Linked DNA regions of Mus musculus: region 1 is linked to region 2. Evidence: chromatin loops called from intact Hi-C (ENCODE). Cell type or tissue: gastrocnemius. All regions are shown on one strand.

Evidence for each region. Hi-C counts contacts between places; a loop is a spot of excess contacts. Peaks named below come from ENCODE experiments on the same cell type or tissue, not always from the same donor. Only the 100,000 strongest peaks of a DNase experiment are listed, where the experiment ranks them.
Region 1: a loop joins it to region 2, with 11 times the contacts of the local background. A loop is called at or near these places in 24 of 42 quality-filtered maps.

What each region holds. Positions count from the first base shown.
Region 1 is chr17:35,275,112-35,283,111 of GRCm38, forward strand. It overlaps the pseudogene Gm18733. Among named protein-coding and RNA genes, the nearest start is that of H2-D1, 16 kb to the left of the region's middle. In gastrocnemius, a CTCF peak has its summit at 4,530 (motif pointing left); no DNase peak of the experiment used is centred here.
Region 2 is chr17:33,955,622-33,963,621 of GRCm38, forward strand. It overlaps Rps18 (ribosomal protein S18), which reads right to left and starts at 44. Exons shown (of 5, transcript NM_011296.3): 1 at 1-44. It overlaps Vps52 (VPS52 GARP complex subunit), which reads left to right and starts at 179. Exons shown (of 20, transcript NM_172620.4): 1 at 179-561; 2 at 1,309-1,393; 3 at 2,228-2,280; 4 at 2,396-2,471; 5 at 2,669-2,736; 6 at 2,980-3,155; 7 at 3,604-3,754; 8 at 4,374-4,474; 9 at 4,566-4,698; 10 at 4,826-4,883; 11 at 5,490-5,623; 12 at 5,992-6,147; 13 at 6,446-6,564; 14 at 6,802-6,925; 3 more. The coding sequence starts at 472. Gm23111 (a small nuclear RNA gene) reads left to right here and starts at 4,042; the gene lies at 4,042-4,151. In gastrocnemius, no CTCF peak of the experiment used is centred here; DNase peaks (open chromatin) are centred at 96, 467 and 3,728; H3K4me3 peaks cover 1,491 bases; H3K27ac peaks cover 1,149 bases.

The DNA of each region.
Region 1 (8,000 bases), 1.3 Mb after region 2:
CACTAAGAAACGGGTATCCCCTGCACAGTCCGCCACAGCAGAGCATTAGTTGTTTTTCCTTTTGTGGTTGCTGTTGCCCAGAATTTACCCCAGGGCTTCCTGCCTGTTGACCGTGTCCTCAATGAACTACACACCGGCTGAGTTTGATGTGACCACCCTAAGAAAGGGTCCTGGGTTTCTCTGGGAATGCCTTCAATCCCAGCCCTCGGGAGGGCGGATCTCTGCATTCTTTAACCACATAGCAAGTTCCAGAACACCCGGGGCTATAAGGTAAAACCAGAAGACTGGGATCCCCAGGTCTGACACCTGGAAGCGGGTGGTGGAGTAGGTGGGAAAGTTGTAACAAGTGAGAAAGGAGCATGGATGCCCGGGGCGGGATCTGGGTGGACTTAGGCTCTCCAGCCAAGGCCCTGGGAAGTGAAAGTGGTAAAGGAAATAACCTCAAATTACTCTTTTTTCCCTTGATAGTGTCTTTCACCTGGAATTTCCCGCACGCTGTAGATGGGACCTAGGGACGACTTCCTGCCACTGAGCTGTGTCCCAGCCTTTACTTTTAAGATGTGGTCCAGGCTGGCCTTGAACTTGCTCTGTAACTGAGCAGGCTTTCCATCCAGTGCCTCGGGCCCCTATTTAGCCAGGATTACAGGTCTGCAAACCAGCCTAGCTTTTGTTTAAGACTTGGTCGAGGTTGCCAGGCTGTGAGAGCACACACCTTTAGTCCCAGCAATTGGGAGGCAGAGGCAGAGGCAGGTGGGTCTCTAAGTTTGAGACCAGCCTGGTAAACAGAGTCAGTTGCAGGACAACCAGGGGTACACAGAGAAGCCCTGCCTCAAAAATCAAACAACTTGTTCCTTCTTTCTAGAACCTGTGGGTCATGACCCCTTTGGGGGTCAAACAACCCTTTCACAGGGGTTGCTTAAGCCCATCAGAAAACACAGGTATTACTATTCCTAACAGTAGCAAAATTAGAGTTATGAAGTAATGAAAATAACTTTATGGTTGGGGTCACTACGAGGAACTGTATTAACGGGTCACAGTATTAGGAAGGTTGAGAACCACTGCTCTGGAGTCTGCAAACCCCGTACAGAGGTGGGGCAGAGGGCAGCGGGAAGGGACTGGGTCACATGAAAATGACAGGGTGTGTTTTGGAGCCAGGTCCACCCCTGCCTCAATGCATGTCTGCAGGTGTTACAGGCCCTCCACCCTCAAAGGAGCTGTGACAGCCACTTAGAGGCTGACACAGACAACCTCAGAGGCTGTGTGGATTTTTCCCATGATAGCCCTCAGGACAACACCCAAAGCTACCACGTTCCCAGGCTTTGCAGCAGATGTCACCCTCCTGGAGAGCTACTGTCCCCTCCTGAGCAACTATGCCACCCCCGGGCCAGAAAGAGCAACAGAACTCTATGGGGAGCGGGTGCGGCCGGCCGCAGACCCTGTGAAACCCACTCATTTACTGCCTTGCCCGAGCATGCGCAGTGAGGCTGCATGCGTGGGCTGCCTGACAGGCTGGACAGTTCCTCCTGATCCAGACCCGTCAGCCTATCTGTGAATGACCTAAGCTCCTGCCTGGAGCAGGTGTGAATTCTGACTGGATGAGGTGGGGTGGAGCTAGAAGGGGAGGAGTCGCGAGTAGTGAGGTGAGTTGTTTTTTATCCCTTGCCCTAGGTAGAAGCCAGTAGTAGAGTAGTGAGGAGTTTTAGCCCTTGCCGTGAGTAGAAGTAGAGTAAGAGAAGTAGAATAGGAGTAGTTTAGCCCCTGCCCTAAGAAGAAGCTGCTGGGGAAGGGAGCTGTAAAAGAAAAACCCCGAAGTAAAGTTGCTGCATGAACCCAACTTGGTGTCTGTGTTGTTCCTGTCTCGCCACCGGCTCGGAGGACCGGGACAAATGGTGGCCCATACGCCGTGAAAACAGCAGTAGGGAAATTTTGGCAAACAGAGGTAAGGAAACCTTAGTAAACAGCGGTAAGAAATTTTAGTAAACAGCTGTAAGGAAATTTTGGTAAGCAATGGTATTTAAAGAAAGCACAGGCCTGTAAGGTTGCCTGGAAAAAAGGGACTAAGCATTAAAGTTCTCAGTTAGAGACTATTAGGTTCCCGGTAAGTGGGAAGATTCAAGTTCTCGGTTAGAGACCATTAGACCATTAGGTTTCTGGATTAGGGACTATTAAGGTTCTCAGGTATAGAGACGAAGGTAAGGTTCCCGAGAAAAAAGGGACGAAGCATTAAGATTCTCAGGAATAGAGACGAAGGGAATTTCAGCAACATGGGTTCAATTGCGACTAAAATGACAATGAAAATGTTAGTCATCTGGATCTTGGTCAGGGCGTGCTTGAGGGACACCAATGGAAAGTACAATAAGGAGATTGCTTTTCAGGCTAGCCGCCGAAAGTCTAAACAGCTTAGACAACAAACCAAAGATAAGAAAGAGAAGAAGGAATCTAGCTCTGAAGGGTCTATTAGTGACAGCAACAAGACTGATAGTGAAAGCTGTCGTCGGATGTTCTGCTGGAGGTTGAGGCGCGGTAGGCCGCCCAAACCATCAGCCACTCTGTTGCCTTCTCCTCCCCTCCATAAAGATGAGGGAGACAAAAAGGGAAAGCATAGTATGGGTGATATTTTTTATTTGTGGATCCTCTAATGTGGAAGTGGAAGAGGTATTTGGGACCCTAACTAAATGCCTCTTGGAGAAGTGGAATTTGGTGATAGCCCCAGAAAAAGTTCAGAAGACAGACATACAACACTATTTAGGTACTAAAGTGAGAGATGCTGTTGTCGAGCCACTAAAGCTGGAACTAAGGATGGATAAAATGCATACCTTGAATGATTTTAAGAAATTGTTAGGAGATATCATTTGGATTCCGCCCTATTGTAATCTTCCCAATGCAGAGTTATGCCCATTATTTGATATTTTAAAAGGAGATTCCAATTTACAATCTCCTCACCAATTAACACCCTTAGCCAGAGCTTGACTCATATGTCAGGAATGTGTATAACCTCTGTTCAGTTGTTTTCGTAACATAAAAAGCTGACCACATCCGGACACCAAGGACCAGAGCTCAGTGACCTGTCCAGGTCAGGGACGTCCCTCTTCGCTGCAATGTTGCGGAACCGGAGAACAATGTGGATACAGAGAAAAACAGCAATGGCGTCGTAGCAGTCAGCCAGGTAGGACTCCAGGTGTTTCTGTGGCAGACAAATGAATGTTAGCTTGTTGTTTGAGTGGCTGTAGGCAGACAGATGTAATGTCTTTGGGGACAAGGCACTGGGCAGGGAGACCAGCTTCTTCCCTGTCCACAGGCACCTCAAGTGGCCTGACCTGCTCACTAGCCACACTTATGTAAGTTCCCCACAGCAGAAGCTGGGGCTGAGCTTGGGATGGGAGCTCCAGGGCCAAGGCTTAGAGAACACTCATTCCTCAGGAGTTGCTGTCTGCCTGTGCAAAGGCACAGAATTCGGAAGCTCACCTGTGTCATGGAGAACATCATGACACCGTGGAACAGGTTGTGTGCAGCCGGGCCAGACATCACGAAAAATTTACAGATAAAAAGATATTCAGGCAAGATTTGTCGAGGAGGGCATAATGCTGGCTGCAGAAGAGCGCTTCAAACGGATACTACCAAGACAGAGAAAGACACGGATGGGTCTCACACTGACCCCGTGGATGTGGAGACTCAGCACAGCTTAGTAATCAGAGCTCACAAGACCACACACCCAACCTCCAGGCAGGGAGGAGCACCCTGAACAGGCACTGAAGATGGGGCACAGGTCACAAGAGAAGCCCTCCACACTGATTGCCGCCCCCACATACATTTCAACTGTCTTCTCCTGACAGTCACACCCCAGCCAGTCTCCCTCTGTCTGCCTCTAAGTCCATGGCTCCTAACCTTCCACATCACAGCAGGCCAGGGACACCCACCCCTCACACATATCAAACTAACTAACACTCAGGAACTGATCCCTGGCCATGGAGGGGTTGCCTCACCATACCCTCTGCTCTCCACGCTGGGCAGTATGGGACACCAGGATCGGGGCATCCAGCTCGGCCGGTGAGATGACAGCACCACGGTTGCCCAGGGTAAAGATGGTGTTCCTGCTTCAGAGGGACGGCTTAGGGTAGAAGTGTGAACAGCACTGGAGTGGGGGAAACCAATGAGACCGACCACACCAGGCCCAACAAGCCAAGGGCTGTGGATCCCAGGAAGCTAAACATGGCCCGGACAGCCCGTTCAGAACCTGAGCCTTGCTTGGCCTGACACCCTTAATGGCCTTCAAGGTTTTACAAACCCTTTGAAACAAATGTGAAAAACCGTCAGAGTGGCTTGTGCTTCTTGGTGAGGAAGCTCTCGCTTTCACGTTCTCAAAGGTTGAGAACCACAGAATGGGTAAGAAACACAGCCCTGGGCTTGAAAGATGGCTCAGCGTTTAAAAGCACTGACTGCTCTTCCAGAGGTCCTGAGTTCAAGTCCCAGGAACCACATGGTGGCTCAACCCATGTGTAATGGAATCTGATGCCCTCTTCTGGTGTGTCTGAAGACTGCAACAGTGTACTCATATAAATAAAATATTTTTTAAAAAATATTTTTGAAAAATCTGAATGTGAACTTCATTTTCCCATCCTGACCTGAGGGTTGATTGACAGGTAAATTAAAGGACTGAGAGTACTTAGACTTTGTGGAGGACATAACTGGCAGATGGAGAACCTTCCAGAATCTGTGTCACTGTACTGTGTGTATCTGGTGGGACAGGATGAGGCTGTGGGAGCTGAATGTGAACAGGGTTGTGCCCAGGTGAGCTCAGTCAGTTATTATCTTTGATATGGTCACCCTCAGCTCTGTCACCTCCAGGCTCTGCTCTCATCACTGTGAAGCACATGCCGAGAGTCTGTGATGAAAGGGACATCACAGGAAGCTGATGGCCAGAGCCTTGTCATGTCCACAGGATTATGAGCAGCCCAGGCTTCCGTCTTGACTGTGGCTCTTTACTTTGTCTTCTGTGTTTATTTCTTGCATCTTTAGTTCATATGGAGGACTGAGACTATTCTTTTCCTGTGAGTGCTTCCTGTCTGGTTCTCCTCATGAATGCCCATGAGTTACAGCAGTAGGAGGTGTTTTCCCATTCTTGTCCCCACCAGACACAACAAGGGCCCTGCTCTCAGGACACTGTGGTCTGCACAGGTGAACTAAACTCTCCTGAGCTCCTGCCTCCTTCCAGTTGTCTCTGTGGAGTTCTCTGTAGCCTCCCTCAGCCCTGAAGCAGACTGATCCAGACTTTAACCTTGCTACCACTGTGAAGGAAATTACCTAAGGTGGAGCCTTCCGACCTAGATGGCTCTTTTGTTTTGCCACCTGCCACTGCTCTCTCCAAGACACTGCTACCAGCTGAGAAATACCTGAGACATTCCAGAGGAACATCCTATTCTGCAGGTCCCCTACAGGCTGGCTCCAAGACACCAAGAATGGACTGGCGGGGGATGGGCCTTCCCCTTTTATAAGTAGACTCTCTTAGTAAACGGAGGGTCTTGAGCAGAATCATGTCTTGGCTCCATTAATCTCTTGCTGTCTAAGTCTTTTTCAGCCCCAGCCTGCCTCCCTGGTGTACCCGGTTCAAGTAGGCCTCAGGCCGGCATACAACAGTTCTCCCCATCTTTCCCATCTTTCCCCAGCTAACCCTGAATTGCAGGATCCGCACAGAGGAGGGATCCACAGGCTCTCATCTCAGATCTGGTCCTGTTGGGTCTCTGCTGTGCCCATGGCCCCTGTCCTTCCCTGACTCTGAGGATCCTGGTGCTGCCTCCAGAGAAGATTCAAGGGTTGATGGAATGAGTCTACGTTAGATTTATGTTTATTGTAAAAGCTGGTCCAGGGGCTGGAGAGATGACCCAGGACAGAGACAAACTGAGCTGCCCTGTGACTTTTACCAGGAGGTTTCTCATTCCACAGTTTCAGTGACTTTGGCTAACTGTGATTTGACAGTCACAAGGCAAACATGGTAGAAATAAATGACACATATGCTGTACATGTTTTCTCCTTCTTTCCATGGGATGAAGATTCTGTCTCACCTGGTGTGAGACCTTTGCCTCCTCTGTCCAGTGTCTACAGTGTTCATGATGCACAGGGCTGGGGTGCTCAGGGGCAGACTCAGCTGTCAGATGCACAGATTCACTGTCCTAATGCCTCCATCTCTCATCCCCTCAGCTCAGCTCCTCTGTCATCTCTCACCAACACAGGGGTGAGCACAGGGCAGTGCAGAGGGAGAGGAACTAAATCACGTCTATTACATTTCCCGTTCTCAGAATTCTGCATGATAACTGTTATTTATTGCGTCCCACTCGACCGGCAAGAAAGACGCAACAAACCGGAATCTTCTGCGGCAAAAGCTTTATTGCTTACTTCTTCAGGAAGACCCCGAACCGGGAAAATGGCGCCGCTTATATAGCCCGCAGCATGACGTTTCAGCACCTGATATGGCGTGACAGCTCCTGATTCGTTGCTCGCCCATCACCCCACTATTACGCCCCAAGAATGGGAGTGACTAGGAGTGAGTTCACTCTCACACCTGCGTACAAGGCTTGTTTACTAGTTAGGCACAGCGGAGGCCAGCACCATCTTATAATGGCGATTGCTCGCGGCACGGCTCTCCACAGTTATTCATCTCTTACTACAGTTGATGTAGGAACCTTTTCATAAGAGTGTGTACACAGTAACACACAGAGTGCAGACAGGGTTACAACTGTGGAGGGTTCAGACACAGGCTCCCAGAGGATTCTTTTTTCCAGCAGAGAAGGGGACAACTGTATAGAAGCAGTGCATGGAAGCACACATTTGTTCATATGTGGACTCAAGATTTAAATATGTTAGATTGGAAGAGCTAGGGGACTGAAAGATCCCCGTGGGGAGTCCCTCCTCGGGGAGGTGCGCACCCAGTAGGGCACTGAGACCAAACTCGCTGTAACTACATGAGGATTTAATGGCACACAAACACACAAACAACAAAGGAGAGCTCAAGCCAGCATGCTGGGGTCAAAACTCATGCACCACGCAGGGGGCAGGGGAGTTCGACCCCGGCCCAACTTTTTACAGGCTTATAAAGGTAAAAACCACAAACCAAAAAAGGGGGGAGCCGAAAGAATTTGCGCGGTCACACATGATTGGCTTATTTAAATGTCGGCGGGGTGATTACAAATGAACAGGGTAATACGTGCCGGCTAAGGTGTAGGGAGGCACAAGGGCTTGGGACTTCTCGAGGTCAGCAGGACACCTGGTCAATGTATGATTTATGGGGGGCTATAGGGAGGCGCCGCCCGGGAGGTGCCATCCTGCCAGATGGCCATTTGGTCCGTCCTGATAGCCCTGGCTAGTTCCTGCATTCTCTTTTTTATCTTTTATGGCCGGACATTCTTAGCTACAGGGTGGGTTTAGCTGTGCCTGGCCCTGCCTGGGTCTATTCTTCAGCCCTGAATTTCTTGAACTTAGATATCACAATGCTATAAGACCCAAAATTATAAGTTTTTGCTCTTCAGGACCACTTGGGAAGGGGCAGCAGGAGAGGCAGGACAGGGAGATTAGAGAAGGTGAAATGACCAGAGGGCCATGATTTACATGTGTGTATGCGCCACCATCTAGCTGAGCATAGAGGTGTGTCCCTCTGACCCCAGAACTGCATAGGGGGATCCAGAATGTTAAGAGTTCAAACACAGCCTCAGCTACATAGTGAGTCTGAAGGCTGCCTGAGGTCATGAGACCCCATCCCAAACAAAGGGGCTACAGAGGATGCCTGAACCTAGAGCTGTGGGAGTTGGCATCCTTTGTCATGCTCTCTGTGTGGTTGGGAAGATGCCAGAGCACATGAAGACAGTGTGGGCAGAGAAAGAGCACCGAGCTGCTGATGCACACATCACCATCATGGCCTTAAGGTGCCACACACCTGCTTGTGTCCTTGGCCTTGATGCTGATCTCCCTGCTGCTGCTGCTGATAGGTGCTGGACACTTTGTTTGACTTC
Region 2 (8,000 bases):
GCGGCGGCACAGACGGCGGCGTGTAGGCCTCCTGTGGAAGAGAGAGCGGAAGTGACGTATAAGTCTTATATAGATTCCTGGCGGAAGAGGCGGGGCTATCCCCGGAGGTCCACTTCCGGAAATTGCTTCTCTCCCCGTCTCCCCCTAAGGGAGGAGTTGTATTGAGACAGTTTTGGAAGGGACCGGAGCTATAACTTCCGGTTCGGCCTTCTCTGTCGTCGTACCGTTCTTGTGTGGGCGCGGAGCGAAGGTTCCGGAACAGAGTTGTGTTCGAGACGTTCACCTTCCTGTTTGCACTTGACCGAAATGATCAAAGCCTAACCGGAGAGGCTGGAGCCGATCGCCTTAGCTCAAATATCTGGGACCCTTTTTTGCTCCATAGAAGACATTCCAGGACTTGTAGCTTTGCTTCGGGAAACGGACTTTCTGAGACTGACAGCTGCCGGAAGTCGGAAGTGAAGCTGCGGGGGAATGGCAGCCGCAGCGACCATGGCGGCCGCTGCCCGGGAGCTGGTGTTGCGGGCTGGGGCCTCAGATGTAGAGGAGGAGGAGGGCCCGCTGGTGAGAGCACGGGGCTGTAGGTCCTCCGGAGTATCGTCAGGTTGTCCCTCTCCTCAGGCGTAGGCTCCATTTAGACAAGAGGTTCGGAGCCGTCTTGCCACGGGTGATGGTGACCTAGCCTTCGTAGGGACCAAAGTGGCTGAAACCCAAGCCCCAGGGACAGTGTCAGCTTCCTGTTCACGATTTTTAGTAGAAAAAAATTTTAGTGTTTAGCGTAAAAGGTTAAGAACGTGGCCTCTGGAACCAATTTGCCCGGGGTCCCACCTCCAGCCCCACCGCTTGAAAGCTATGCTGTGTTTTCGGTGCCAAAACTTCCCACACCTTTACAGTGCAAACGCTGTTAGGACATACCTTATAGGTGGTCGTTAGGATTAGCCGAATGAGCATGTTAAATGGTGTACCAGACACAGGGGTAAACACTATGTAAGCTGGCGATTTTAGCCTCTGGAATTCCCTCAGGGATCACCTGGAATAGCTGGAAACTGAGGTCCTAAATTCAAAGGCAAGTTTGACTAGTCCTAGTTTTTTCTCATTTGAACAACTCCAGCAACTCCATGAATTGCCTGATATTCTCAGTAGCCCAAGATTGTAGATTTGAACGCATCAGAATCTTTGACCCACTTACTCCGGCACCCCCCACCCCCCAAAGCACCCCCCACCTCACTTGGAGGATTAAGGATACCCGATTATGTTTTGTTTCCAACATCTCTTTCTGTATCCCACATTCATTAACCTGTCCCTCTTCAGGGGGGGGGTTCTGGACTCCAAGAACCCCTACAACTTGGAGAGTTGGACATCACCTCTGATGAATTCATCTTGGATGAAGTGGATGGTAAGTGCTGACATGGGGTGGGAGCAAAGTAGACCCCTTTATTCTTTAGAAATATATTACATGACCCCAGTAGATTACCCTCTATGGTTTCTTTCTTTTGTATGTGTGTGTGTTTTTATTTTTAATTTATTTTTATTTTTTTGGTTTTTTTTCGAGACAGGGTTTCTCTGTAGCTTTGGCTGTCCTGGAACTCACTCTGTAGACCAGGCTGGCCTCGGACTCAGAAATCCGCCTGCCTCTGCCTCCCAAGTGCTGGGATTAAAGGCGTGCACCACCACCCCCCGGCTGGCTTTTTTCTTAATGTACAGATAAAGTTTAATCCATGAGTTGAGAAGGCTTAACTTCTAATTTAGGAATAGTAAGAAATGAACAGTACGAGTCGAATAGTCACAGCAATACACTATAATAAAATCGCAGCATCACTTTTTCCCCTTTGGGACTATTGTTGAGTAAGAATACAGCCTGGTTGAACATACATACGCAGACAGCTAAGACTGAGTGACTGGGAGGCAGGCACAGCACACACCATAGATTAACGGAGCAAAGATGTTTCAGATCCAAGCCCAGGCGAGAGGTTCTCTAGCTTCTCAGAATGCCACACATTTTAGATCTTACAAGCCACACTTTGGAAATCCCCTTTTAATATTTTCCATCTGTGGTCGAGTAGACCATGAGGAGCAGAAACAGCAGGAAGTCCCACCGGGCAAAGCAGCTGTGCCTATAACTGGAGAGGGTGGGGGCTGGGAGGGAAGGGGAGATTGGTGTGGTGTGCGTGTGCCCAGTGTGGGCAGAGGGAGGTCTGGCAGGGGACACTAAATATAAGCTTGTTTCCAGTTCACATCCAGGCAAACCTGGAGGATGAGTTAGTGAAGGAAGCTCTCAAAACGGTGAGGCTCTCCACTGGGTTGATCTCCCCACCCTCCCTTCCTTTTGGGGTCCCCTCAGCTTAGTGGCTCCCCTCTAGCCAGTCACGGAGTCTGTACTGGTTGTCCTTCCCCCCAGGGTGTGGATCTTCGACACTATTCAAAGCAGGTGGAGCTGGAGCTGCAGCAGATTGAGCAGAAGTCAATCCGGGACTGTATCCTCCAGCCTCACAGGCACAGGGCCAAGATGGCTGCTATTGGCATGGGCTCTTGGGGGCCTGTGATGCAGGTAGCCCTCAAGGGGATGTCTTCTCTCTCAGGCTTCTGTCACTTTGGGGAGGACCTGGGGGCAGGTACTGCAGATCGGCAGAGCTCTGTGTTCAGTGTGAAGCCCTTGACTTTTGTGGGTCAGATATCCAAGAGAGTGAAAACATAGCGTCTCTGCACAATCAGATCACGGCCTGTGACGCCGTCCTGGAGGTGGGTGGCCCTCACCTGTTGCCCCAAATCTGACTTAATTGCCTCTTCCTCCTCTTCCTCCTCCTCCTCCTCCTCTCCTTCTTCTTCTATCAGTATTTTTTGTCCCCCTTGGACAAGTGATGATCTCCCATCCTCCTGGGTTGCTGGGTACCAGGGATTTGCACAGAGACTTGGTTGACACACCTGTCCTTGTTCCCCGACAACCCGGAGTCATGCCCACAATGTTTCCTGCCCTCCCCACAGCGCATGGAACAGATGCTGGGAGCTTTTCAGAGCGATCTCAGCTCCATCAGCTCTGAGATCCGAACCCTGCAGGAGCAGTCGGGGGCCATGAACATCCGACTTCGTAACCGACAGGCAGTTCGGGGGAAACTTGGGGAACTTGTGGATGGGCTGGTGGTGCCCTCTGCTCTGGTCACGTGAGTCACTGGTTTGAAAGGTAGTAATGTCCAAAGCAGGTGGTTGGGCTGGGTTACCTAAACAATTTACAACATAGGTCTCTAGGCTGGGGTTGTCAGGTACCATCTAGAAACCAGGTGTGCCGGCTCATGCCCGTAATTATATGCTTGGGAGGCTGAGACAGGAGGATTGCTGCAAGTAGACTAGCCTGGGCTATAGAGTGAGATCTTGTAATGGATGGATTAAGAACTTCGAACCCTGCTTTACCCTCCATAGGATAGGACACAGGTTAAGAGTGCTCCAAGGCTACATGAGGAAGTGTGGCTCAGGAGATGAAAACTTTGTACATATTATCTTGAAGGCATGAGACCACAGAGAAAGGCAGAAATGACATGTGAGGTGTGAGGGGGCTCTCTCAGGGCTGTGGGGTACCCCGTCTAACCACACCCATTCTCCCGTGCTCCTCAGAGCAATTCTGGAAGCTCCAGTGACCGAGCCCAGGTTCCTGGAGCAGCTACAGGAGCTGGATGCCAAGGCAGCCGCGGTGAGAGAGCAGGAGGCTATGGGCACCGCTGCCTGTGCTGACGTCAGAGGCGTGCTGGACCGGCTCCGGGTCAAGGTGGGGAGTGGTCTGCTCAGAATCAGCTTTCCAGGAGCTTCACACTGCTTCCCGCTGTGCAGAGCGTGGTTGGCCCTCCAGATCCCCTGAAAATCTAAAGAAGGTTGAGATGTGGCTCAGTTGGCAGAGCGGTTGCTTAGCATGCATGCAGCCCCAGGTTCCATCCCCAGTGCCATATACATTGGCATGATGGCACAAGTCTGTTGTCCTAGCACTTGGGAGGTGAAAGGAGAAACGAGAGTTTGGGGCCAGTACAGATACATGAGACCCTGCCTCAAAACCAAGCAGTGTTCACCTTGGCAGCATAGACACTAAAATTAGAACAATACAGAGAAGATTAGCATGGTCCCTGTGCAAGTAAGAATCATATTTACAAAATGAAACAACCCAGAAAAATAAGGCCGGGTGTGGTGGTGCAGGATTTTAACCCCAGCACTCAGGAGGCAGAGGCAGGCAGACCTCTGTGAGTCCCAGGCCAGCAAGGGCTGCACAGAGAGACCCTGTTTCCATAACCAGAACACAACCGAAGTATTTGTTCCCTTTGCTTTATCTTCACCCCATTCCTGCCGTACAGTGAAAGCCCACCCCGCCTCATGGCCCGTCTGTTCCCCACGCCTAGGCAGTGACGAAGATCCGGGAGTTTATTCTCCAGAAGATCTACTCCTTCAGAAAGCCCATGACCAACTACCAGATCCCCCAGGCGGCCCTGCTGAAGTACAGGTGGGTGCGGGGTGGGCGCGGGGTGGCCTGTGCCCTCTCAACACTGCAGCGTGGGCATCCAGGGAGTCTGACTTGCCCTGGTCCTTCCAAGGTTTTTCTATCAGTTCCTGCTGGGTAATGAGCGTGCTACAGCCAAGGAGATCAGGGATGAGTACGTAGAGACGCTGAGCAAGATCTACCTGTCCTACTACCGATCCTATGTGGGGCGGCTCATGAAAGTGCAGGTGAGCAAGGCTGGAGACATGGAGGAGGATGGGGAGGAGGAGGAGGGGAAGGGGGAGGAGGGGGAGGGATGAAGTCCTCACCTGCTGCTGGTGGAGAGTGATGGTTCAGCTCTGTTATTTTCTCTAGTACGAGGAAGTTGCTGAGAAAGACGACCTAATGGGTGTTGAAGACACAGCAAAGAAAGATATCCTGGAGAGGAGAGCCCCATGAGCTGGGCTCATGGCTGGGACCATGGCGGGGACATCTGGCTCCAGCCTGCAGGCTGTGTTTCGTTTCGTTTCGTTGCTTTGCTTTGCTTTTCTTCCTTTCTTTATTTCTTTTCTTTTCTTTTTTTAAGAAGATTTATTTGCTTTATGTATGTGAGTACACTGTAGCTGTCTTCAGACACAGCAGAAGAGGCCATTAGATCCCATTACAGATGGTTGTGAGCCATCATGTGGTTGCTGGGAATTGAACTCAGGACCTCTGGAAGAGCAGTCAGTGCTCTTAATCCCTGAGCCATCTCTCCAGCCCGGGGCTGTGTTTCTTACCCATTCTGTGGTTCTCAACCTTTGAGGACATGAAATCGAGAGCTTTTTCTCTAAGAAGCACTCGCCGCTCTGACAGATTTTCACATTTATTTCTGAGGGTTTGTAAAACCTTGACAGCCATTAAGGGTGTCAGGCCAAGCAAGGCTCAGGTTCTGGAAAGGGCTATCCGGGCCATATTTAGTTTCCTGGGACTCGGGTCTTGGCTTGTTGGGCCTGGTGCAGTTGGTCTCATTGGTTTCCCTGACTCCAAAGCTGTTCACGCTTCTTCTCGAAGCCGTCCCTCCGAAGCAGGAACACCATCTTTACCCTTGGCACTCGTGGTACTGTCATCTCACCGGCCGAGCTGGAGGCCCCCATCCTAGTGCCCCATACTGCCCAACGTGGAGAGCAGAGGGTATGGTGAGGCAACCCCTCCATGGCCAGGATCAGTTCCCTGAGTGTTAGTTTGGTGTGTGGGGGGGGGCCGGTGTCCCTGGCCTGCTGTGATGCGGGAAGTTAGGAGCCATGGACTCAGAGGCGGGCAGAGGGAGACTGGCTGGGGCGTGACTGTTGGGAGGCAACAGTTGAAGTGAATGTGGGGGTAGAAGTCAGTGGGGAGGGCTTTTCTTGTGACCTGTGCCCCATCTTCAGTGCCTGTTCAGGGTGCTCCTCCCTGCCTGGAGGAGGGTGTGTGATCTTGTGAGCTCTGATTACTAAGCTGTGCTGAGTCTCCACATCCACGGGTTAGTGAGAGACCCATCGTGTCTCTCTCTGTCTCGGTAGTATCCATTCGAAGCGCTCTTCCGCAGCCAGCACTATGCCCTCCTCGACAATTCTTGCCGTGAATATCTTTTCATCTGTGAATTTTTCATCGTGTCTGGCCCGGCTGCACATGACCTGTTCCACGCCGTCATGGGCCGCACGCTCTCCATGACGCTGGTGAGCTCCCAAATTCTGAGCCTGTCCACAGGCAGACAGCAACTCCTGAGGAATGAGTGTTCTCTAAGCCTTGGCCCTGGAGCCCCCATCCCAAGCTCAGCCCCAGCTTCTGCTCAGCCCCAGCTTCTGCTGTGGGGAACTTACATAAGTGTGGCTGTGAGCAGGTCAGGCCGCTTGTGGTACCTGTGGACAGGGAAGAAGCTGGTCTCCCTGGTCTGTGCCTTGTCCCCAAAGAAATGTACATCTGTCTGCCTACAGCCACTCGAACAACAAGCTAACATTCATTTGTCTGCCACAGAAACACCTGGAGTCCTACCTGGCTGACTGCTACGATGCCATTGCTGTTTTTCTCTGTATCCACATTGTTCTCCGGTTCCGCAACATTGCAGCGAAGAGGGACGTCCCTGCCCTGGACAGGTCACTGAGCTCTGGTCCTTGGTGTCTGGATGTGGTCAGCTTCTTATGTTACGAAAACAGTTCCATCCTGACTCTGGGCCCTCACCTGATGCCCTTCACCCTTATTCCCATTCATGTGTCCCAGGGGCAGCATTGGCATCAGGCACACCCACTCACTGTCACCCTGAAGCGTGCTGTACTCCCCTGGGCAGACTGCACCCCCAGCCAGCTGACCTTTGATTCTGATTAAGCCTGCAGGTACTGGGAGCAGGTGCTTGCCTTGCTGTGGCCTCGGTTTGAGCTGATCCTGGAGATGAATGTCCAGAGTGTCCGCAGCACTGACCCCCAGCGCCTTGGGGGACTGGACACTCGGCCCCACTATGTAAGGGCGAGCAAGGTTAATAAGGGGGTCTGTGGTCACACTGAGTGGTGGGTGGGTACTGCCGAAGGAGTCAACTTAGGCAGACAACATCTGTTCTGACTGGTGACAGAACTTGCAGGGGTATCTGAGGGTTGTATCTCCCAGTCAGGCAGGTGTGAGCCTTCCCTTCTTGCTCCCAGATCACACGCCGCTATGCTGAGTTCTCCTCTGCACTTGTCAGCATCAACCAGACGATCCCCAATGAACGCACGCTGCAGCTCCTGGGACAGCTCCAGGTATAGCTAGGCAGGACATATTTGCCAGCAGAGGGACGGGACCTGTGTCCTTGCTTTCTAACCTGCTGCTTTCATTTGGCTTGTGCAGGTGGAGGTGGAGAATTTTGTCCTCCGAGTGGCTGCAGAGTTCTCCTCCAGGAAGGAGCAGCTTGTGTTTCTGATCAACAACTATGACATGATGCTCGGGGTGCTGATGGTAATGCTGCTCCTCCCACGGGGGTCCCTACAGCTTGTGAGCTCTGCCTGAGCTCAGCGCTTTACCCCTGGATGCTGGCAGTGTCCACATCATGGAAAGAAGGGGAAGTGATGGCAACAGTGAAGGTTCCCAAGCTCCTGACTCCTCTTGTCTTCCTTAGGAGCGGGCTGCTGATGACAGCAAAGAGGTGGAAAGTTTCCAGCAGCTGCTCAATGCTCGGACACAGGTAGGGCCTGGGTGCAGCAGGAAGACTGCGATGCTGTTGGACTGACCTCTGTGTGCAGTCATGAGTACAACCCACTGCCTTGTTGCTAGTCTATTTCATTTAACTTTTTCAAGGTACTAATAGTTTAGAAGCAACATAGAACTATACCTATTTATGTATGCATGTGTGTGTACTATAGCTACATGTATGTATGCATGTGTGTGCATGTACTATAGCCCTGTGTGTATGTGTGTGTGTGTGCACTATAGCCCTGTGTGTATGTGTGTGCATGCACTATAGCCCTGTGTGTATGTGTGTGTGCACTATAGCCTTTTGTGTATGTGTGTGCATCCACTATAGCCCTGTGTGTATGTGTGCGCACTATAGCCCTGTATATGT